3 separate regions of the Mus musculus genome follow, and all the other regions are linked to region 1. The links are chromatin loops, found by intact Hi-C in ENCODE. Cell type or tissue: left cerebral cortex. All regions are shown on one strand.

Evidence for each region. A loop is a pair of places that touch in the nucleus more often than their neighbours do. Peaks named below come from ENCODE experiments on the same cell type or tissue, not always from the same donor. Only the 100,000 strongest peaks of a DNase experiment are listed, where the experiment ranks them.
Region 2: a loop joins it to region 1, with 2.2 times the contacts of the local background. A loop is called at or near these places in 2 of 42 quality-filtered maps.
Region 3: a loop joins it to region 1, with 2.7 times the contacts of the local background. A loop is called at or near these places in 6 of 42 quality-filtered maps.

Annotation. Positions count from the first base shown.
Region 1 is chr1:14,301,390-14,309,389 of GRCm38, forward strand. Eya1 (EYA transcriptional coactivator and phosphatase 1) reads right to left here. Exons shown (of 18, transcript NM_001310459.1): 2 at 3,036-3,085; 3 at 1,381-1,508. The coding sequence starts at 1,504. Among named protein-coding and RNA genes, the nearest start is that of Eya1, 4.8 kb to the right of the region's middle. In left cerebral cortex, no CTCF peak of the experiment used is centred here; DNase peaks (open chromatin) are centred at 3,273, 7,233 and 7,559; H3K4me3 peaks cover 3,110 bases; H3K27ac peaks cover 1,228 bases.
Region 2 is chr1:14,241,654-14,249,653 of GRCm38, forward strand. The region is part of intron 9 of Eya1 (EYA transcriptional coactivator and phosphatase 1); the gene reads right to left. Among named protein-coding and RNA genes, the nearest start is that of Eya1, 65 kb to the right of the region's middle. In left cerebral cortex, no CTCF peak of the experiment used is centred here; DNase peaks (open chromatin) are centred at 3,365 and 6,921; H3K27ac peaks cover 530 bases.
Region 3 is chr1:14,181,161-14,189,160 of GRCm38, forward strand. It overlaps Eya1 (EYA transcriptional coactivator and phosphatase 1), which reads right to left. Exons shown (of 18, transcript NM_001310459.1): 13 at 3,466-3,524; 14 at 3,189-3,349; 15 at 2,221-2,335; 16 at 1,997-2,118. Among named protein-coding and RNA genes, the nearest start is that of Eya1, 130 kb to the right of the region's middle. In left cerebral cortex, a CTCF peak has its summit at 3,657; DNase peaks (open chromatin) are centred at 972, 3,295, 3,916, 4,013 and 3 more places.

The sequences.
Region 1 (8,000 bases):
TACATTAAAACTGTTTCTGTGTAAATTTCATTTGACGACTGAGATGGAGGGAAAGGTGCTTTCTGCAGAGGAGGCTGGGTTGCTAACTCAGCACAAAGCTTCTCCTTTCACAACAGCTATTCTCCATAAACTCTGGGCAGGGACATACTCACTCGTAAAGACAGCCAGCAAACAGTTGTAGATAAAAGTAATTACTATTGGCATAAAAAACAAGACATAACTGAAAACTCAGAAATAAATGATTTCTGTGTCTTGTTATGAATTTCTTAGCTTTTCACATTCTAAAGGGCTTTCCCCAATACATACTCAAATACTGCACCCAAACGATAATATTTACATTATTTACAAAATGATTCATAAATTAATTATGCTTATGTTTTTTAAAACCTGAGCTAAAAGATCATGTCAATTGGGGAACTGATATGTAAGGGCTTGTCTATAAATCGAATCCTAACACAGATGACTCATTAAACTTCTAATAAATCTTACTTAATGAATCCATCACAATCCTGAGGCTTAATAACAAATATATGAGCACCAATATCAGTGACGAGTTTTTCCACAGGCTCCAGCTGAAATTAATGTAACCCAATGGGCAATATGTCCTCCTATACATCTGAGTTATAAAAATATACATATCACCTAAGTGGCTGTGCATAACAGACAGTAATGTGTATACACCAACCTTCTGTATTTTCAATGAAATATGTATGGATTGAAGAAGATGTGTCTATTTATATACAATTTACATGAACATTCCTATGCACTAATTATATTAAAATAATTATAACACTGTGTTTAAAGTATTCTACTCGATCTGCAAGAAAGCGAATACATGTTATGCATACTTGCCAAATAGGCTTGTGTACTTCATAGGTATTAAGTTTTAGTTTCTCTTGTTTATACTACAGTGGCCAAAGCCACAGGCATACTAGACACAAAAACTGTTTCCCTAATTTAAGAAGTAATCCAGTTCAGTGTTGACATTTAAAAAAATTTTGGTTGCATTTGCTAACAAAACAGAAAATAAAATGAAATAATTCCAAATTTTCAATAGTCATTATAGCAAAATGATGTAAAGTAATACCATGCTTGGGATATGCAGATCAACAGAAGAAACATATTCAAATTTAAAAGTATTATGTGTATACACATTGTATATATTTCAATACATATGTTTATATGTGTCTTAAACTAACACCAGTCGATGGAATGTGATAATCCAGTAATATGGGAGTCCCAATTAGAGGAGAACACGGATTAAGTCAAATCACTTAGAAGCGAAGGGAATGTCTGATGTATCTGAGGGCTGGGCTCACAGGCAGAAAGAGAGCAGACACTAAGAGAGAGACAGGGCAGAGCAAGAAGAGCCGGACTCACCTTCGGTGCCATTGGGAGTCATGGAAGTACTATTTATATGAGAGCTATCGAGTTTGGGACCACTGGGGGATTCGCTACTACCACTCAGTCGGCTATGCGGGCTGGTTAGATCCTGCATTTCCATAGACCTAAAGACAAGAAGCTTTCTGTTTGACAGATGTACCAAATTCATAACACCACTATTTAATGTGCTAACGACTTGACACCTCCTTTGAAACACACGCACACAAAAACCCCATTGTGTCTATTTTCTTAGACTGGTGATAGTTCACCTTGCATCTGACTCCAGCCCTTTTCGTCACGTGTGTTACTAAAAGGTGTCTCTCAGCCTGTGTAGCCAAAGTTTAACATGCAGTTTTTTTTTAAGTCTTTCCCTCCTCTTGTATAATGATAGTCATAAGCTAGTGTAAGACAATGGCATAGACTTTAGCATTCAGAGGAAAACATGAAGTCATATTTATATTAAAACAAAACCCCAAGCATGACTTTCCTAAAAGAAAAAGCAAACATGCGAACACATGGAACAGAAATAAATCACAATCTGTACACTCCGTCTCATGTAATAAATTAGCACTGGGTACTCCCTTTATACTTTAACACCCAGTTGTTATTTAATGGGTCTCCAAACCAAATAAAACCCTTGAAGCCTCCTGTCCAGTGACAGGGAATGGGACTGTCCTGATGCATATGTTTACTCTGGCTTACTACTTAATTGTTCCTCTGTTTCCCTTGAAACAAATGCAGCATTAAAACCCTATGATGTCGGCTCACTTGCTTGCTTTGTGGATTACATACAGCGTAGCCAATTGACAATGGATAAGGCCGGCAGCTCAGGCGGTCCCTGGGACCATTAGCATTCCGAGTACCTCAGCTGTCACTTAGGGGGAAAATGGCAATTCTATGCAATGCTGTAATTTTGCATTTTCACCATATTTAAACCAGTTCAATGCCTCCCAGATGGTCCTAAGTTTGCCGGTTACTTCTGCGATATAAGCACAACGGCAAGGCGTCGTAGTGACAATTTCAGAACTCATATGTACCATGCTAGCGCATGAACAGTGAAACTACTTAAAGTCACTAGATACTTAGACACAACTCCATTTTCTGACAGCACAAACTTTTAAAGTCTAATGCCCATTCAGTATATCCTAAAATTATATTTTTTTCTAAAGACTCATAATCCAGGGGTGTGAGAGTTAATATTACACATATAATGCTGAAATTATTTGCTCCTCACCTCACCTGTGTCATTTTAATTGAGAGGCTACACTGGAAGTGACTGATGGACATCAGTTGTAAAAGAGCTTTTACATGAGCCATTTTACTTCCTCAAAGTATCTGCATTCAAACAAGAAATGATTTCAAATCCAGTGATTCCTAATTATCATTCTACATTCATTTTTCCTAAAAACAGACAGCAACTGCCTCAAATCAAGACTCTTATGCCTTTCCCACATAACGTAATAATTTTTTGCAAGTACACTCATATACACATGTGCGCGTGCACACACACACACACACACACAAATTGGTAAGTCGTTCCCAACCCAGCCTGTTGCTATTAATAGAAATAATTAAGAAATACTAGACAAATATAGATCCGGGTCACAGAAAGGTAAGCTACAAAAAATGTTGAATATCAACGAAAGTCTTACCTGCAACTTGAGGAAAGAGCAACATCGGAACTGCTGTGAGACGTTCGCACCTGTGGTCAGGGGTAGACAATTAGAAGTGGTTGTTAACTGTGCTTCACTGTCAGCTCTTAATTACATAGAGCACATGGCTGAGCCCTACAATGCTCACTTTTAACCAAACGAGAAAAGGGAGGATACTGCAGCCAGGAAAGGCATAGTGTCTTTAAGTGGAGGGCTCAACTGTTGTTTCTTCCTGCAGGTCTATCCTCCTCCCCTCCCCTTGTCAGGAGGGGAAGGCAGTCAAATGACGGGCTCGTGATTCATCACTGGCCTATGACAGCTGCAAACGGGATTACCCCTCCCCCAGTCAACACGCAAAGCAATCTCGCCCCAGCAGCTTGGAAAAGGTGCTTGGGAAGAAAAAAAAAAAGCTATTAACAAATGAGTATGTTTAACAGCAGCAGTAGTTGGGGCATTAGCCCCCAGCATCCTCCAATCTTTCATCTTCTGCTCTAGCCAGCTGAACTAGAGCGCCCGCCCACCCCCTTAGCCTCCTCACTATTTCTTATCCTTATCAGGATGGTTTTCTTCCAGTTACCTATTTGTCATTTAACAGTCAATGAAACAGCTTCGGGCAATGCTGTGGTCAAGAAACAAGGCAAAGACAGGCTTTCATACCCCAAGTCCCAGCTCTCAGCAATGTACTCATTTAACTATGCCAAGGTAAAAGCCAGCTATGCTGGACAACATGAAAGTGTGTGTGTGTGTGTGTGTGTGTGTGTGTGTGTGTGTGTGTGTGCGCGCGCGCGCGCGCGCGAGCACACGCACGTGAATCGCATCTTGCAGACTGAAGTAGGATGCATATTTGAGTACGCGATTCACCAGCCCCGTCACCCTGCATATTGAGTTTCCAGATAAGTTTGAACTGAGAAATTTTACTGCACAGCTCCACTAATTCAAAGTAGTACTAGTCATTGCTCCTCAGAGGCAGTTGTGAAGGGCCAGCAGGTAATGAGTTCAGGTGAGCCAGGCTGATACCCGCTTGCAAGCTCCCACCAACTCTTGGGCAGGCAGAAAGAAACACTGGCTAACTTCAGAAATGGCACAGTACTCCAAATGTACGTTTGATGTACGTTTTCATTCAACCTGAACTGACATCAATTAAGGCTGCAGAACAAAGATGAGAGCTGAAGCGTCTCAAATGACATTAAAGTTAGCCACATAAACATCTTCTGTTGAGTCCTGCTAGTTTTTAATTATGATTTATGAAATTAAGAAACACAACCTTTTTTAGCAAGAATAAAGCATCATTAAGCTTGAACAACTTGGGATAATGTTACTTGGAACTTCTAGGTATGCATTTTTTACGTGCAGGACAAAAACACTTCTTTAAGATGTTTGAGTAACTGAAGTTACGGAGTGCTAACTTTAATGACTGTAGATGGCCATTATTTGCTAACAGTTTTCAGTCATTTTTTTAAAGTTAATGTTCTCACACAAGATTAAATGGTTTTCTTTAGAAACTGCAGCAATATATCTCAAGGATAAAATTCTCCTACTTTTATACACCTGGGATAAATTATAGGTGAGAACGGACTTCATTTTCAGAACTCTCCTGGCTTAATTACATAAAAGTACATTAAAGCATACTTACTGCTCAATGCTAAAATACATCCCCACTGTAAAATCAGCCAGAATACCTAATCTTGAAAATAGAACTTTATTTCATTGTAAGCTTTTAAAGTTTCATTGTATTTATATTTGAAGTTTAAAACCTACTGTTTCTCTTAGTTTGGCAAAAACATCAAATTTGGTAGTAATAAATAAATAATAATAATAATAAAACCAGCAATGAGAATATTCTAATGAATTTTGTTATTGAAAATAAAAAGCGGCTTAAGAGTGAATTTCTCTTCTGCTGGCAGCCTAGCTTCTTCTTTACTTTGAGAGAACAGTTTTTGAAAAGTCCGTACCCATGCTCTTCCTCTCATTAAGTGTACTTCAGATATATTCTTTTGTGTCTCAAGGATTATTTAAACCATGTGTTGTGTGTTACTGTATTTAAAAATGACTCTTTAATCAAAATAACTTTAAAACAACTAATCCTCACTTAGGCTGGTCAGCTGAACCCACATCGTGGTCCAGGAAAAATAAATCTACTCTCAAGAATGCGAATGCAGACAACAATTAGACACAGATGTGAGTGAAATTAGTTACAGTTTACAAAATGCTACACTTCACATGCTTTAGTTTTTTATGTGCAGTGCAAGGTTACAGTGTGGTAGGGAGACGTCCTTCTTCCTCCAGTGGCTTATCTAAAAAGCACACCTCTTTCTGATGGCTGGACATTTCCTCCTGTGTTTGAAAATGTCTGCATAAGCTTTTTTTTTCCATTTAAACCTCTAAAACCAAGGTGCATTTCAAAAAAATAATTAATAAAGGATATTTTCATTCAAAATAAGGGGAGTTCGTGATTTCTAAAAAAGTTCTGCTAGGTACCCAATAAGTCTACTTGTTTTATCTGTAAAGTTAATATAATTCCTGTTATCTTCTAGTATGTTATTTTTAATTTCAGTACTCTCAGGAATGCAAAATTAATATACATTTTATTATGAATGATCATCTCCTAGCACAACAAAGTCATTCATGTTAATGCTTTTTAAACCCCCTTCAAGTAGAAGCCACACTGTTGTAGCATATAGCCAGACATGTGAAAGAGAAAGGAGAAAGATAACGGAGCTCCTGCGAGTTTCAGTCAAGACTCCTGCTCTAGCAACTATGACTTCTGATTAGTTAATGAGGTCTTTTAAGTTTGCCTTTTTTTTCTAATTAAATTTATAATTCTTCACAGATGTAACTTTTGTTGATGTTCAATTTGTCTCCCTCATTTTGTTAAAGCTCACATAGTACTTCGTCAATCCATTGAACAGCCACATTAAATCTGCTAATACCGTGCTCTTCAACCCCAGAAATTATTTCCAGAAGGCAAACGTGCTTTGAGAGATCATCAAACAAGACTTAAGGTACACATTTTATCACACTTTCCCTACCACAGAGCTCAGGATACAGAGCAAAACTCATGACTTTTGCCCTGTTTATTATACTTTGCTAAATCACCAATCAAAAGCATCTGACAGCAGATCATGTATGAAGCCAAAAGTTAATAATGTTCTGTGCGAAGTAAACTGCAATGGAAAGAGATTCTAACTCTCAGCCGCACGGAGCCAATGAAATGAGGGACTGTCTAAATTATGGGGTTCCATAGGCTTTTTTGCTTGCTAGAAGCAATCTTTATAAAATGACTAGAATTTAAAACTTTTTTCAAACTGAAAATAAATTTTCAAAGTGAAAGTAGTGAACATACATCTAAGTAGGGCTGGCAGGCAAGCTGCTTTTTTGCCCAACACAGATCAACCTGTGGGCTCCCCAATTTGAAAGACAATGGTTATTTTCTAATCAGAATGTATTGGGGGGGGGCAAAGAATGCTCCTTACGCAGGATATACATTTCTCCTCTGTCTGCATTTCCAGGTCTCTGTTGTAATATAAATCTCAAGTCTTAAAAATAAAACCTCACCCTAAAGTGAGAAAGAACTTCTACGGGGAGGTAAATGTTTGTCACATATTAACACTGCATTTTCTTATCAAAGCTTCCATAAACTAAATGCTCAAATGCTAGTGATATTATCTTAATGTAATATTCTATACAGCTTTTTTAATTATCTCCTTTAAAGAAACCGAGAAAACATAATTCTTCTGAAACCAAAAACGAACAAGTGTTTGGAACACATCATTCCTGTCTTCAGCTTTAAAAAGGAAAGGACTGTTTTCAAAATCAGCATTTATTGACAATGTTGACTGAAATACTTTTGGTTATATGATAAAAAGATTCTGTTCCTGCTGCAAGGACCTCTTTTTTTCCCATTGTATTCTTAGGAAATACATTTTCACACTCCAGTGGAAATTTTCTTTTTCAAAAAATCATTTATCATGCCTGTGAAACTCACAGAGCAGCTGACTTTATTTGGCACTTAAAAGTTGAACTGAACGGTGGCTCAATTAGACTTCTATGTCTGTCACCACAAAGAGTTTTCAAAGGCTGAAAATCCACAGCTGCTTGCTTACTTACTAAACACTTTGGGCCTTAGGAGAACTCAAGCATCGAGAAAGTCAAATATTAAATGTTTGATCATATGAAGGCATGACTATTCCTGTGTGCATGTCCCCAAACTCTAAACAGAGCGGGGGAAAGACTCTCACAAGCATAAAATAAAACCTTCTCTGAAAGACATTAGAAAGACAACTTCAAACCTATACAGCTACACACCATGATTCCCAGCTAACAAGTTTCTATACCCCTGGCCATCTTAAGAAATGAAACTTAAAAACACTTGTCTAAACTCAATGACAGTTCATAATGTATTGAATTATTGCAAACGTTATGCTTAAATGTCTTCAAAATTCCTCCCAAGAGTGTAAGCCTATGAGTTGTTAGCAATTCAAATACTGATTTTGAAGGGCCGTGCTTTACACGAATATTCAAAAGTTTCAAAATCTGGAGTTTAGCTTCCAAGTGCATTCAAATCACAAAAAGGGCCAGAGAGGGACAAATACTTTAAGGGACCAAAGGCTTATTGTATCGAATACTGAAGATGAGCCTGCTTAGTAAAGTCTTTGATAAATTTGCTTTGGAACAAAAAGGTGTCCTTCTTGAAAACATAGTTATCAGCTCGTTGTTCATCTGCTGAGTTTTCCGTTGTAAACCTTTCCTCATTTATCAACCTAGCCGTAGAAAAAGTGATCTGTGTAATAAATACCACTAAGTATACCTTTCGTACCTATACATCTATGTATGGATATAACCCTGTTCAATACCACTCAATATTCTGGGGCTAGTGCAGCAATTAAGAAAAGATATGAAATAATTCCCCCGTCTGAGAATATTACCTAGTGTTCTACTTATCTATAAAAATCAGAACAAAAGTAG
Region 2 (8,000 bases), 60 kb before region 1:
CCGCTCTCATACTCTGTGTATAAGGAGTATATTAAACCAACTCAGACATATTCTATTTCCATGCTTTCTCAATGTGCAATGCAGCATTTTCAACATTTTGAAAAGTCAAGTCTAGAATACTTCTGCTTTCTATAATTTTACGTAAGAAATGCACAAACTTCACTATTCTTAATTCCAAGAGATCTGCTTCTCATGGCCTGCCCAGAGCAAATGGCAGAACCAGGGTTCAATCCAGAGATAGTTAGCCCAACTCCAACCCCTGCTTTCTATCTCAGTTTCTCTGTGTTGAGCTCTTCGGGAGTCTGATGCCCAAGACATATTCAGAGATATTCTTGAGGCCGGGGGGGGGGGGGTCGGTGAAAAGAGGGGTCTCAGACAATCATAGTCATGGAAGCAAAGTATACTATGTTCATCTTCAGTGAGCATCATTATGTCAATGGGTTAGGAGGAAGCCAGAAAAGCAGAAAGATCTGTAGTAAGACTTGGTAACCCATGTTCCTATTTACCTTGGGATTTTGCAGGAACAAGAGAATACCCATCCCCAGTGCTAGGAGAAGGATGAGTTATGTGGGAAAGATCAAGTCACGCCCTTCTGTTTCCCTGAGGCAGCCACTTCAGCATTCTTCAGGAGCCTTCGCCTATGACAGGCTGAGATGCTGTGAAAATGTAACCTTTCTAGATTCCATATGTATTTAATAGTGTGACAGATGACCTTAGACAAATGAACTGACAAGTCAGTTTTGAGTTTACAGTCAGTAAACTGCCCAATTTCTTCATGTGAAATTTGTGAAGTGGATTTATAGATACAAGATAGTTGTAGACTTACAATCCACCTACATTCTAGATATTTTTCAGTTAGTTTAAAACTCAAAGTCGGTTTTCTCAAAAAACAACGACAGATATGATTTCCAAATCAATCTATGGTCATAAAACCAACCTATAATTCAGAAGAAAATGGTACACACAACATAAAGTAGTAAACAAGTATATCCCCAAGTAGCAGCAGGAGTTGAGAAGCAGTAAAATTTCTTAAAGAGTGGCACTAAGAAAAATTGATTTTAATTTTAGGACAAGATACTTGATAAAGTTTCAGAAGGAGTCAAAAATGTTTTTAAAAAGTGTTGGAAAACTGATTTAGAGCCCTAAGATTCTCACTTTCACCCTAAAATTGTTGGCTTCCATTTACTTGATATAATTATTTGCTACTCCTGTACTTAGTGATCATCAACCATAACCTGAGAGTGAATAAATAAAATTTAAAAAGTAAAAATGCAAGTGGGCATGGTAGGGCATGGCATTCTTAAGGATGAAGGGAAAGGAAAGAAAAAGAATACAAAGATGACAAAGTGTTTGCTAAGCAAGACAGGCTGGGTAGTTTAGGAAGTAGGGGATGGGAAGCAAGGACAAAATGCTCAGCACCATGCTACCTCAACATGGGAGACTAGCTGAGCTGGAGCAGGAATAAGGATCCAGAGTGGGCAGGGATCCATCAGTGATGATGGCACCCCAAGCTGGACCAGCCTGTGGCAAAGTCTTCAAGACCGGGCCCACTATGGAGCAGACACACTTGAGAAAGTGAAAAAACCCTCAAGTGACACACAATGATTTTAGAATTCTGAGACTCCAAAACATACAAGAACTTCAAGCCTGCCTTATCCCATTGGGGGTAGCTACTTGTTCAAACCTGTGACATCTATTCAACTGAATACCCCATTGTATATGACTCTGCTGAGTGTTGTGAATGACTCCAGAAACTGCAACATTGCTACAGCCTTTGCTCTGTGCTTACATTTTCACTTTTCTGCCCATTTGAGTGCTCAGCCCTGGCTGCTCTGTGAAGCAGCATGCTTTACTGATTAAGAACACAAACATGAAGCCAAGGACGGCTCTGAGCTGGTTTGACCCATTGATGTGGATTGACTTTATCTGAGCTTTCTCTGACGTCTGTGAAACATTGGCAAATGTCTACACCGTCCTTATTGCATATATGTGGGTGAGGATTAATTAAGTTAATGTGTTCAGGAGGAGGAATTGAATGTGGAAGAGTGGTGGCTATATTAGGTGAGAGCAACCTTGGGGCTGAATATACAAGATAAGGAGACACTCACTCTTCTTTGTAAATATCACTGTGTCTTTCACACTTTGGGCTATGTTCATGCTCATTGCTGCTCAGTAATAAAAAAAAATATTCATTAAACTTACTGTGCTTGCAAGTTTAGATATTAACCTACCAATCATACTATTAACACTTAGTCCAGAATCTCCTTACTGGGATGAGGAATAGGTTGGTGGTAGAGCATTTGCTTAGCCCTTGGACTGATTGTTAGTACTTCAACAATCAAACAAACCTCAGTATTAAACTATCTTATTCTAGTTAAAGGAAGTGGAGGAATGATAAGCACAAATAATCATCTGTCTTCTAACCAACCATCTCTACTTAGCGAGGATCTGTGTTGGTCCAACAGGATGATTAATATTTTATGATATTTCAACTAAGGAAGCCATCGTGAAGAAAGCTGAAATAATGAGTGTTTGGGGTCATTAATTTAATTAGATGAATAATATGTCTTTGTTTTTGATTTTTTTATGTCCAAGACATATATTACATATAAATATGCTGTAGATGTTACTGGGCTCCAATATACTAAATGACTCAGTAAGCTGTCCTGACTGTTGCTGAACTCATCAAAAAACTTAGACAAGTAAGTAGATAATTTCTCTGTCTGACTTTGCACTTCTTAGAAACAAAGTGCAAACTGTGCAAGTGATAAAACCCATTTTTATTATATTTTGACATCATAAAATAAAAAGTGGACTTTATTTGCATGTAGTTTATCGTCCCATCAAGGGTGATGCTACATGTTTTCTGGGGAAGCAGAAAGGAAGAATAGAAATGCCATCAAGACACACAAATTCAACAACCCCTAAAAAAACATCTGTTTCTCTTTCTCACATCTTAATGGCTTGGCAATTTTAGATACAAACATTTGTTTTGCTGACAAATGTTTCCAAAAAAGTTAGTGGAGTTTGTTTCACTGAAATGGTTTACTCTTGAGCTGAACAAATTGCAAACTTCTCCAGCATTTACAGGCATCTGTGAAAATGAACAAGTATGGCCTGTAGATTTTCCAACCATTCAGGCCATGGCCAGCATGTGAGGAGTGGGATGCATGCTATTGCAAACTTCAGTTTCATCTCTACAACGAGCACCCCCAAGCATGGTCACATTGGACTGCCTCTCCTACATTTATGGGGAGATGCCTGGCAGTTTCGTTTCTCATTCTGTCACAAGGAGTTCCTGCGGGAGCACAGAGTTCTGGGCTCTGCACAAGATCCATCCCCCTTTTCAAGTCCTTTGCTCTAGTTTCTTGTGCCTTGGCAGGGATCAAAGAGGCAGAGGGAACAAATGGTTTCCCATGCATATTGAATTCCCTCTTACACTGAATTTTCCTCTGTCACTTGAAATTTAATACTGGCAAGGTTCCTGCACATCACCTTAGCTGCTAACTCGTCTCCAAGCAGTCAGCGAGAGCAAAGGGAGAGTTGGACCAATTTTAGTGGGGCAGGAATTTACATTTCTTGTGGTGTTCATACTAAAATTCGCTCTTAATAAATAAGCAATTAGCTTTTATTTCACATTATTTTCAAATGTGTTTTTCACCACACACCAGTTTCTGTCACTCTGATTTGCTTTCTATAACAGTTAAAAAAAATGACAAGAATCTTTTTCTAAGAATTCAGCCACAAAATTCTTATCTTACTACCTGATATTTATTGAACATTAAATAGCTATGTACCTTCAGGATACATTGTACCAAAACTGACTCACTAATACATTCTGACTTTTGGTAACTCATCAAAAGCAAGTTAGGCAAACCTGTAAGATAGGGGCAAATAGAATTGACCTCAGGGTACATTGCCAGGCTGTGTCTAATAATGAACTTAAAACTATAAGCCCTGAATTGCACTTGGGTACATTTGATTATATATTATTCTGAAGATAATCATTGATATATTTAGTAGGAACTGTTCTGAGAGATTTGGGACTAAATATATGTTTTCAAGGCAAATGACTTAACCAAGAATAGTGGCTGGGTTGCAAATTATATCCATATGATTCATGTGATTAAATATATATATATATATATATATATATATATATGTATATATATATATATGTATATGTATATACACACACACACATAAATATATATGTATATATACGTATGGTAACATTGGACTGCCTCTCCCAGGTTTAGGGGAGATGCCTGGCAGTTTTGTTTCTCATTCTGTCACATGGAGGCCCTTCAGGAGCACAGAGTTCTGAAGCTCTATCCCTTTCTTCAAGTCCTTTGCTCTAGTTTCATGTGCCTTGGCAGAAATCAGAAATATATATATATATGTATATACATATATATATGTATATATATGTATATACATACATATATGTATATACATATATATATACATATGTATACACACATATATATGGCTGCGGTTCTTCCTTAAGAAAAGTCAGCTTATTTTAAAAGTTCCTTTGTGATTATACTTCCAATTTGCTAAATTATTTTTATACATTCTTTTGAATATACACATTTGATTATGTTGATTTAAGGGTTTGGTATAAGACTATAATTTATATCCCAAAGCCTAAGAGATGGTGTGTTAATATTAGCAAAACACATCTTAAAATTTCTTGTCCATCTTTATAGATTTTAAACTGAAAGAAATTATTGACCTATTAATTTAAAAAAAAAAAGAAATTAAAAACAAGTGTGGCCTATCATTTTAAAGGTAACAAAATCATGATTAAACTCTGGCCTATCATTTTAAAGGCAACAAACTCATGATTTAACTCTGACACTGTTTCATGGCTGGGATTGCACAGGAAACTTCAGAGCTGATTTTTCGTTCAACTTTTCTTTAATAGATAGTGCAATTCTAATTTTTTATAAATACCCTTCTTCTAATGATAGAAAGCCATTTAATTGAGAAGAGAGAAATAATTGAATGATTGTGGTTACTGAAAGTATTATATACCATCAAAATTCTCAAATTTTACTTCCTATAAATTCACTGAAAGAAAGGATTTCAATGGGAGTGATAATTGTGTAAACATATTTGGAGTAAATTAAAAAGGAAAATTGAAATGTTATGGTACTCAGAAACTCAAGTCTGAAGAAGACTAAAAATCGGTCATCATAACAAGGAAAACAGAGAGACTAAAGCCAAAAACACAACAACAACAAAATCACAAAAGAAAGTTAATGAAATAAAATAATAATAATAATAATAATAATAATAATAAGAAGAAGAAGAAGAAGAAGAAGAAGAAGAAGAAGAAGAAAAAGAAAAAGAAAAGAAACAAAATAGCCTTCCCTTTTCTAAAATAATATCAGTTACTGATTTGGCAACACAGTCTGACTAACCATGATGAAAAAGGAGAGGTGCGGGTTGCTAATATCACGAATGAAAAAAAGACATCACTGAAAATTTTATAAGTATTAAAATGACAATAAAACTTATTATAAGTCAAGAACACATGTCTATGGTTACAGCACTTGAGGATAAGGCGAGTGTCAAGAGTTTGAGGCCAGCTGGAGCTACATGTCTCAAAAACAACCTAAACAGACTAAAACACAATATCATAAACAACCTTTTGTACACAAGCTAGGTAGACTAGGTGAAACGAACCCTTTTCTTCAGAGAAGTAACTTGCTGAACCTCTCATAAAGGAGATAATTTAAACAGACCTGCATATATATGAACTAATGACAGATTCAAAGAGAAATCATTAGACCCATACGGGTTCACTAGCAGTAAATATTATCTATTTTCAAATAGTTAATGAGTAAACTATTAGAATTCTCTGTACTTGTCTAGAAAACACATGCAGAGGGAATGTTTCCAAGCTTAAGCAATGAGGCCAGCATTATGATAATACTAAAACCAGACAAGGGCTTCTCAGAATATGAAAACTATAGGCAAAAATCTCTCATGAATATAAATGTGAAGATTCTTAGGAAAGCATCAGCAACTAAGTCCAAGAATGTACACGAAGGACCATACGCTATGACCAAGTGGGATTTATTGAACATATGCAAGGCCGGTCAGCATTGGAAAATAAAATAAAAGCAATCCATCACATCACCATGCTAAAGAAGAAGAGTTACACATATTTCAACAGATGTGGAGCAAGCACTCCACACAATGCAATAGCTTCACTCGGGATGAAGGAGGAACAGTGCAAAGGGTCTTTCCTTGATAAAGGCCACTTAAAGATAGGGACAATGTTCACATTCAACTGGATGGCCTCGCAGCCAGGAGTACACAGACAACACAAATTGGAGCCAATGGATTATTTTTAAAAAGAAAGCAATTAGACATGTAGTTGGGCCTGGAAGAGGTGGAAGTGACTATGGGTAGGAAGAAGAGTTAACTGAGATTAAATGACCAAATTTTAATGTATAGAATTCTTCACAAATTAATACAAGTATATATGTATATATATATTAATGATACAGCTAATCTCATACAGAAAGAGTGGGAAACTAGACACTTTCTCCCTAGATTAAGGACAGGAAAAAGAGAACTCCTCTCCCACTCCTTTTCAAGACTGCACTGGGAAGCCTAGCTGATCAAAAGCAAACCCAGAGATGCATCTGTGGTGGGAGAAATAACTCTTTGTTTACAAATGACAGCCGTCCTCCTAGCCAATACTAAAGAATGACTCTCTTCCCTAAAGATGGGAGAGGAAAAACATCTGAAACTAGTGAACATACAGGGTAAAACATAACACGTAACAGAAATAAGATTACTGCTTTCTTACCATGTTCATTTACATCAGCAGGAGAGAGGGAAAGAAAATAGTAGGGAAGAGAGAGAGGCTGCAGACACTTACAAGAACTATGAGAGGAAAAATATAACACCCACGTGAAAGAAACACGAGATAGTCTAGGCTTGTGGATAGAAAAGTTCGGCACTGTCAAGATGCCAGCTTGTTAGCAAATTGATCTAGGAATTCCACTGAATTATAGATGAAATTCTAGACCAGTGTGTCTTAGCCTATGGGTTGCAGCTCCTGTGGGGGTCAAACGAGCCTTTCACAGGGGTTGCCTAAGACTGTTGGAAAACACAGATATTGATGTTACAATTCATAATTGTAGCAAAAGTACAGCTATGAGCTCCAAGTGTGTTGTCTGTGTATTCTTGGCTGTGAGGCCATCCAGTGGAATGTGAACATTGTCCCTAAATGGCCTTTATCAAGGAAAGACCCTTCGCTCTGATTCTCCTTCACCCCGAGTGAGGCTATGGTTATGGGAATCACTATAACATGAGGAACTGTCTTAGAGGGTCACAATGTTGGGAAGGTTGAGAACCACTGCTCTAGACATTTACTTTATATATCATTGATGTACATGATTCCAAAGTTCAGATGAGGCAAAAAGCTTTGAAAAGACAACATCATTTTGGAGAAGAGTCAAATCACAAGATATTTTCTGACTTGAGGACTTACTCTTGAGCTACAGTGATCAAGATAACATATACTGGAGATAATCACCGTTTCAGAGAAATCGAATATGGAGCTCAGAAATGCACATCAGGATGGTCAATTGATAATATGACAAAGGAGCAGCTGCAATATAATGGAGAAAAATCTTTCCATAGTGATTCAGAACAACGAGAGCTCTTCATGTAGGAAAGGAATCTACAGCCTCGCCTACATTTTGCACAAAACCAAATTCAGCGTGTATAAAGACACTTAAATGTGAAATGCTGAGTTCTGAACTACTCAGGCCATAGCAAGGGAGACATTCTTACATCATCATCAAAGGTGTGATTCAGAAAAAAAAAAAAAACTGATAAGGTAAATTTCATTAAAAGTGAAACTTCCTGTGATAAATCCTGTTAGTAGAAATCCATGTCCTAGATAAAAACATTTGCCAAATATGTGTGTGCCATGAGGCTTGAGGCCACAATATAAAGAGAATTACTGAAAC
Region 3 (8,000 bases), 120 kb before region 1:
AGGTCTTTCAATCCCTACATTGCTTACAAAAACAGAACAGAACATAAGATTATTTTAAAAAGGAGCTTGTTTTTATTATTTTTCATTAAAAAAAGTTTTAGTTTAAGAAGCATGAGTTGTTCTTAGACATGGAATCGGCAGATTTTTTAAAAATGGTAGTAGGCTCAGCTGCCCAGGCTCCATGCATTCCTGTCACGGTAACCTTGTTTTCCTGGTTAACATGGCAGTGTTGACCCAGCTGCCTATAAGAAACTCTATGGCCTCCCCAGCCTCTTCCAATGCACAGATGTTTATCCATTTCATCCAAACCCATTTTCTGAGTACATACACATTGTCTAAGTGTATAAGGAACGCCGCACACTGTAGTCATTGTGGGGAAAAAGAAACAAAGGGCCCCAGGAATGTCTTAATCTGGTAGAAAATTCACATTATAAACAAATAATTGTTTAGTGACCACTGAGCAAAAGCTTTGAAGGCGACAGGAAGCTGGAAGTCAGAGCTGAGGGAGCTGCTTTTGCTCTTTTGTGTTTCCATGGAGTCAGCAGCCAGCATCAGCCTCCTTTGTACTCTGAGGATGCCCATCCTTTTTCTGTCTCACAGTGAATACCCAGGGCACTAATGTGTGCTCAGGGCTGCGTGCTCAGGGCTGCGTGCTCAGGGCTGCGTGCTCAGGGCTGCTCACAGCCAGCATTTCATGAGCACCTCAGGAGAGCCACTCAGGGACCTCATTAGCATATCTGCTCCGTAAGCATTCTTATTTGTTCTTCTCTACCTGGTCCACACTGACCTCTGTTTCCTCCTGGCCAGAAGCAACAGCTTCTAGAGCCCTGCACACAGCCAGGCACTTAGCAGGATGTCTCCTTGTAGAGAGGAGTGCAGATTAGAGTGACCCTAGGCTTGGCTCTCAGCCATTTACCCAAACAACTTAAGCCTGGGTGCTTATGTTTCCTCATTTGTAAAATGTAAAGATGAATATGCAAATTGGCTAGTACAGTTTTCCACATCCAGTGCCTGCCTGCTGGAGGCTTATTTGCATATTGTTGTCATAATGGATCATGGGTAGTTCTTTCCTCCTCTTGAGAACAAGTCAGGACTTCTCATCCTTTTTCTCCTTAGTTTATTATATTCTAACTACACATCAGACGCCCCTCCCAAGTGTGTATTCTCTGGTGGGAAGCTTCTTTTTTCTATCTTTCCAGAATTAAAACGAAAAATCAATTTTTTATACATATTGAGCCAAAACCAACAAAACCCCACTTCCAGTAAAATAGAGAAAACTACCCCGAAGCATTTATTTCCACTTTGTATGGGTTTGTATTAACTTTTGCTTTAACTTACAAAATGCTTGTTGTACTGGCTAGTTTTGTGTCAACTTGACACAGCTGGGGTTATCACAGAGAAAGGAGCTTCAGTTGAGGAAATGCCTCCATGAGATCCAACTGTAAGGCATTTTCCCAATTAGTGATCAAGGGGGAAAGGCCCCTTGTGGGTGGGACCATCTCTGGGCTGGTAGTCTTAGTTCTATAAGAGAGCAGGCTGAGCAAGTCAGGGAAAGCAAGCCAGTAAGAACATCCCTCTATGGCTTCTGCATCAGCTTCTGCTTTCTGACCTGCATGAGTTCCAGTCCTGACTTCCTTGGTGATGAACAGCAGTATGGAAGTGTAAGCTGAATAAACCCTTCCCTCCCCACCTTGCTTCTTGGTCATGATGTTTGTGCAGGAAGAGAAACCCTGACAAAGACACTTGTGTTCAAAGTTATCTAAAAGACTAAATCCAATTGCTCAGAACTGATGTTAAATCATTTGTACGTTGAATGCCCAGCCTTTACCTTCTCCAGCAAAGTTTTATCATTCAGCTGTGTGGGTTATATTTGATATTCCCCATTACCCTTCCCTTTTTCTGATGAACAAGGATTCTGAAGATAAGCTTCATTCAGTGTCTTTCCATTCACACTGGCCTCAAGGATGACCAGTAGGTAAAACCATAAAGAGCTTACCTATTTTAGTTGCACTGTAAATATTTTCTATTGGAAACACAATTCCTAATCCATATAGCAGGACTTTTGCCAATGCTGGGATGAGCTGCGTAGTTGTTACTAAAATATTCACACAGTTCGTCCTATGAGAACACAGAGAAGGAAGAACTGTTGACAAATAAGTCTTCAAGATAAGCAAGCCTGAGCAATGCCCACTGCCCAGCCCATGCCCACGGGGGCCTCACCGGGAGTGGATGAGGGAGAGGGCCTTCAGGGCCAGGGTCAGCCAGGAGTCTGTGAGTGCCTCAATCTCAGCCCTCAGCTGGAGCCAGGCTTCCCTCTTAGCTGGGCCAAGCAGACCTGCGAGGTAGAACGATCATGAAACCCATATCGTCACCCACATGACCATGCAGATTCATAAAGAAGAAACAGTTCAAAGAGACCATCAATTATCATTCATTTGCAAATGTGTGCTTAGTTTTCAGGGACTGTGTGTGTCCCTGGACATTCCCAGATCCCCATCTTTCAGTGGACCATTTCTAACCATGGACTATGGGGACGAGTTGACTGCCCTTCTGGTTCTAGGGTGGGTGACAGTCCTTGGGGTGGTTAGGGACAGTGTCTTGGCATGCTGTCTGACTCTATGGAATGATGTTTCTCCCCCCCAGACCTAGGACTGGTTCCTGGCTGGAGGAAGGCACATATTTACTATGCACATATTTTCCAGCCATACTGGAAACAGCTCCATCCATGCATCTGCCATTATATTAACTGATTGTTATTTCCTTTATATTTAAGCCACTTTGACCATCATGAACTATGCTGAGAAAACTCAGGCTAACACAACACAGGACAGGGAACAATGTTATAACCCATCTTGTGTTGTGGACAAGGTTGGTTTGGAAGGATCATTGAGTGTTGAAAAGGTCAAGGAGCTGACCCCAGGTCACTGCAGGCCATCCCAGGTCACTGCAGGCCACCCCATATCACTGCAGGCTATCCCAGGTCACTGCAGGCCACCGCCATCCCATGGCACTTGGCAGCCAGGGCAGCTGGTTCTAGTCTTATGTCTGTTATAAAATTGTAGTAGAATTTAATGTTAGATAAAACTGTCCGTATTCTATTATACCCAACAGTGTGGCCCCAGAGTGAGTGGCACTTTGTAGGTGTACACTCCTGGCCCAGCCCACCGAGGCCTCCACCAGCCACTTGCCTCCCACGTTGTTTTTGTAGGTGTTGTAGATCTCTTTTACTCGTCTGTAGCGGAAGGCCAGTTTCCGCATCCAGTCCACACCACCTCGGACACCAGTTGCCAGGCATAAATTAGCACTGGTGGCTGCAGCAGGAAAGCCATCTGTTCCAAAGTTGTATGTGCTATTTAGATGCAAGAGAAGCCCGGAGTTAATCAAACAGAAAATTCATCTTAATTGCTGAGTAATTAAACTCTTTTAACAGAGGAAAACTCAGTCTGGGCACCAAGGCTCGCTCACCTCAGGTCCTGGCCGTTGTCGTCTGATGAAACATCATCTATATGGACTTGGTCACACTCCTGAAATGCAATTTAAATGGTGTGTGTTAATTTTTAAGAAGCACCTTTAAAAAGAAACCCAAAGCAGTGAATTAAAAAAAAAAAAAATAAAACACCTTAATTGGTATTCTTTTCAACTATACCATCAGTAGGCGGCAGTCTTGTTAAATTGGCATTTTTACCTGTTTGGAGGCCCTTTTCTACAAGAAATGAGCACTGTCATCAAGGACTACTGTTGCTCAGCTTCAGAAAACACATTTTTGTGTTTAGAAAGGAAAGTGATTGAAAACAATTAGCATGTGTGTTCCATAAACCTCAGGTACCTAAACACACAATACTGCTCAAAGCTTGATTCGGAGAGTGCTTGGCCTAACTAAAACCAGACATTTTGGTAAATGCAACATGCTAGAAAAATTAAACCTGATGCTAACTGCCAATGAAATTATGACCTTTGATTGCTTGCCGAACCACACACCAACAGGGCCTGAGGCAAGGGTGCCGAGGAGCCAGACAGAAAATCTGTTACTGGTTTACCATTCACTCGAGAGATGTGAGTTTTATTCTCTCTCTCTGTGTGTGTGTGTGTGTGTGTGTGTGTGTATGCACCCACATGCTCAGGATTTAAAAAAGCGTGGATGACCTCAAAACTAAATAAAAATAGTCAAGCCATATCGTGTGTTTTTCCCAAACATTTCCATGTTATTTTTACTGTTTTCCTAGCACTACATGTTCATGGTAAGCACTGGATTTATTATGCTGTTGTAAGCAGGCTAAGATAGGCACTATTCAGAACACCTAGTCACAATCATGGGCTGGAGCTCCGCTCCACAGGGCCCCGTTTCTGCACCTGTTCATAATGAAACAGCAGGGAGCATCCTCCTGCTGTGTCCCCAGCCCTCCTCCTGCTGTGTCCCCAGCCCTCCTGCTGTGTGTGTCCCCAGCCCAGGGTGACGGTGGGAAGCAGCAGTCCCCTGTCAACATGAGCGATGAATAAGGAGATAGCGATTTAGAACTAGAGATGGTGTCCACCACAGAAGCAAGTAATTCTTACACTTGGCTTGCTTTTGTATGTTGGGTCACATCTCTGCCATTTTACCCAGTTCTCCATATGGACCTTAGGATACTTATTTCCATTAGAGTTTTAGTTAAAAGCTGTTATTAGAAGAAGGTTCTCCAGACAAAGCTCTAGCGGGTTTCTGACAAAGTTAGCCATGTAAAATCTAGGCCCTCTCTGCCAGTCAGCACATTCAGCGAGGCCACAAAACAGCACCCCATAGAAATAGAAGGTAGTTTCCTCATGCTGCTGGCTCCTTCTGGACAAATCCTCCTCTCCATGGGTTTGTGAGGAAGGCAGCAGGAGACAGAAGGGGAGAGAAATTCAAACCAGCTGTTCCTTCTCAGCATTGAAAAGGTGACCCGCCCCCAACCTTTTCCCAAGGCATCTATTTTGCAGGCAGCCCTCTCCTAGCAAGCAGAGAGTTCCAAGAAGACGACTTTGGCCTGTAACCCTTCTGGGCTCTCCTGAGGTCTGTGACCTCAGATAAGAAAAAGGAAAAACAGGGCTCAGAACCCTTATGTGCTGACTGTGAATTGAACATTTGCAAAATGGGTCATTCTAGGGAAATACAGCAAGCACCTTGCTACTTAGCACTAACAATTAAGTCTTAGTCTAGAAGACAGAATCATTGTTTGCTAAACAACCTAATTCCAGCTCTAGAGGGGTTCTGAATCAGGAAAAGAGATCTCAGATCCTTATCAAGCAATGCAGTTTTTATGTCCCTACCACCACTAACAGATCCCCCCCCCCACAACCTCCCACACCCCCAGTAAGCGGAAGAGGAAAAAAAGACTACAGCCCCTAACATAGCTTCTCTCTGTCTTGGGAAAGTCAGGAACTAGCTGGGGAAAAGATGTGTGGAAAAAGTGGGTGGATGGGAGAGTCAAAAAATCTAAGGTGGAGGACTCTATAGCTAGGGATGGGAAGGCTTGTCTGGAAAGCAGGGTGCAAGGAGTCTGTCTTAAGCCGATTCAGTTTTAAATTCCCACCCTCTGAGAAGTGAGCTAACACAGTTGATGAGCCATTGTTGCCATAGTTTTCCGGACCGCGCTTTGTTTCTCTTGTTACCTGTATTTAAGACTCATTGTTCCAGGTTAGACTCCAAGTGAAGACTTGTTTAGTATCTTTTCAAGGTAATCAAGTCAACAGTTTCAGGCTTTTCCCTCCAGGAGCAGATAATCTTCAAGGAGGCTTGGTTAAAACAAAGCCTCTTCTATCTCCAACAATGACCTCCTTATCAGGAGAAGTTTGTAGAATGATTTTAATAGAAAGAGGTTTTGAAAAATCAAGAGTGCTCTTAATTGTTCTCTGTTAGCACATTTAGACATGAAAAGCCTATTACTGTTTAATGAACAACAGAACAATAAATTAGTGCTATAAGCACAAGTATAGAGAGGCCATGAAAAGCATCCATTTACTTTTGAGACTGTGCACTTGTAATTAATGAGTCATGTGATCACTGCTCTGTATTACACATAAGACATTTGATTTGGAGGGCTTTGGGCGTGGCTAAGTGGTAGCATCTTCTAAGTACCTGTGAAGTCCTAGCTAACCCCTACCAATACCACACACAGACACACACACACACACACACACACACACACACACACACACACACACAGACACACACACACACAGACACACACATACATACACACACACACACAGACACACACATACATACACACACACACACACAGACACACACATACATACACACACACACACACAGACACACACAGACACACACACACACACAGACACACACACACACACACACACACACGAAAAATAAAATACAAAAGGTTCCAAAGACTCTCAGAAGCCTAGAGAACACCAAGAGGCTGCAATGCCCAGCAACGTGCCATGTGTTGACTTGTCCTGCAGCCATGTGTTGACTTGTCCTGCAGCATTGTGTTGACTTGTCCTAAGCAGGTTTCCTACTAAACTGGAACCAACACCTTCATGCCTATTTCCTGAAACTTGGTGTCCCTAGGATGAACCTCTTCTCTCTCCAGTTTCAGAAGGCGTCCCTGGATTTCAGGGCCTCTGAAGCCTGAGGATTGTTTTCAAAGAATCTACTAGATATTCATTATCACTTGGGGTGCTTGCTTTTTAATTTCCAAATCTTTAAAGAGCTAGATAACAGCCAGAGGAGGCCAGCTGGGAGTGTGTCCTCCAGAACCTGAGGCAAGCAGGCCAAGGTTTTGAGACTGTGCTTACTTCTTCCAGCCTACAGGTCAGATGTGTAGCCTCCTCCATTTACCACAACCTCCAGCCCTCTATGTCAACACCAGGCAGACCCTTAAATGATTGACATGTCAGAGGGCCATGGTCTGGAAGGAGACTCAATCACACATAAGTTATTGTGTCTTTACCAGGTGACAAAGTCCACCTGGCATGTGGTGAGCATGTGGTTTTAGCATGTTACACTGACAACCAGCACACTGTGAGTGGGAAAAAATAGGAAGGCCAAGAGTACAGGTTAAGTTACCATCTCAACAGAGGAATGGATACAGAAAATGTGGTACATTTACACAATGGAGTACTACTCAGCTACTAAAAACAATGAATTTATGAAATTCCTAGGCAAATGAATGGATCTGGAGGGCATCATCCTGAGTGAGGTAACCCAATCACAAAAGAACACACATGCTATGCACTCACTGATAAGTGGATATTAGCCCAGAAACTTAGAATTCCCAAGATACAATTTGCAAAACAGATGAAACTCAAGAAGAAGACAGACCATAGTGTGGTTACTTCTAACCATCTTAGAAGGGGCGAACAAAACACCCATGGAAGGAGTTACAAAGTGTGGAGTAGAGACTGAAGAAATGACTATCCAGAGACTGACTCACCTGGGGATCCATCCCATTTACAATCACCAAACCCAGACACTATTGTGGATGCCAACAAGAGCTTGCTGACAGGAGCCTGATATCGCTGTCTCCTGAGGGGCTCTGCCAGTGCCTGACAAAGGCAGAAGTGGATGCTCACAGCCATCCATTGGACTGAGCACAGGGTCCCCAATGAAGGAGCTAGAGAAGGACCTAAGGAGCTGAAGGAGTTTGCAGTCCCATAGGAGGAACAACAATATGAACTAGCCAGTACTCCCAGAGCTCTCAGGGACTAAACCACCAACCAAAAAGCACACATGGTGGGACTCATGGCTCAACAGCAGGGGCTGAGCTGGGCAGAGAGCAGCTGTCTGAGGTATGGGGATGGGCCCACCAGCCCTTAAGTAACCTGTCATGTCTTTCAGATAAACGCTAACAAGCAAAGAACCCAGGTTTCTGCTTCCTCTGCTTTCTCCCACTGGGATTACAGAGGACTAAGAGACATACAATAAGCAACGTGCAGGCACTGATGGGGACCTCAGTCTGTAGCCCACGAACATTCCTAGAGTCAGGCTGTAAAATGCTCACATGGATGGCTGT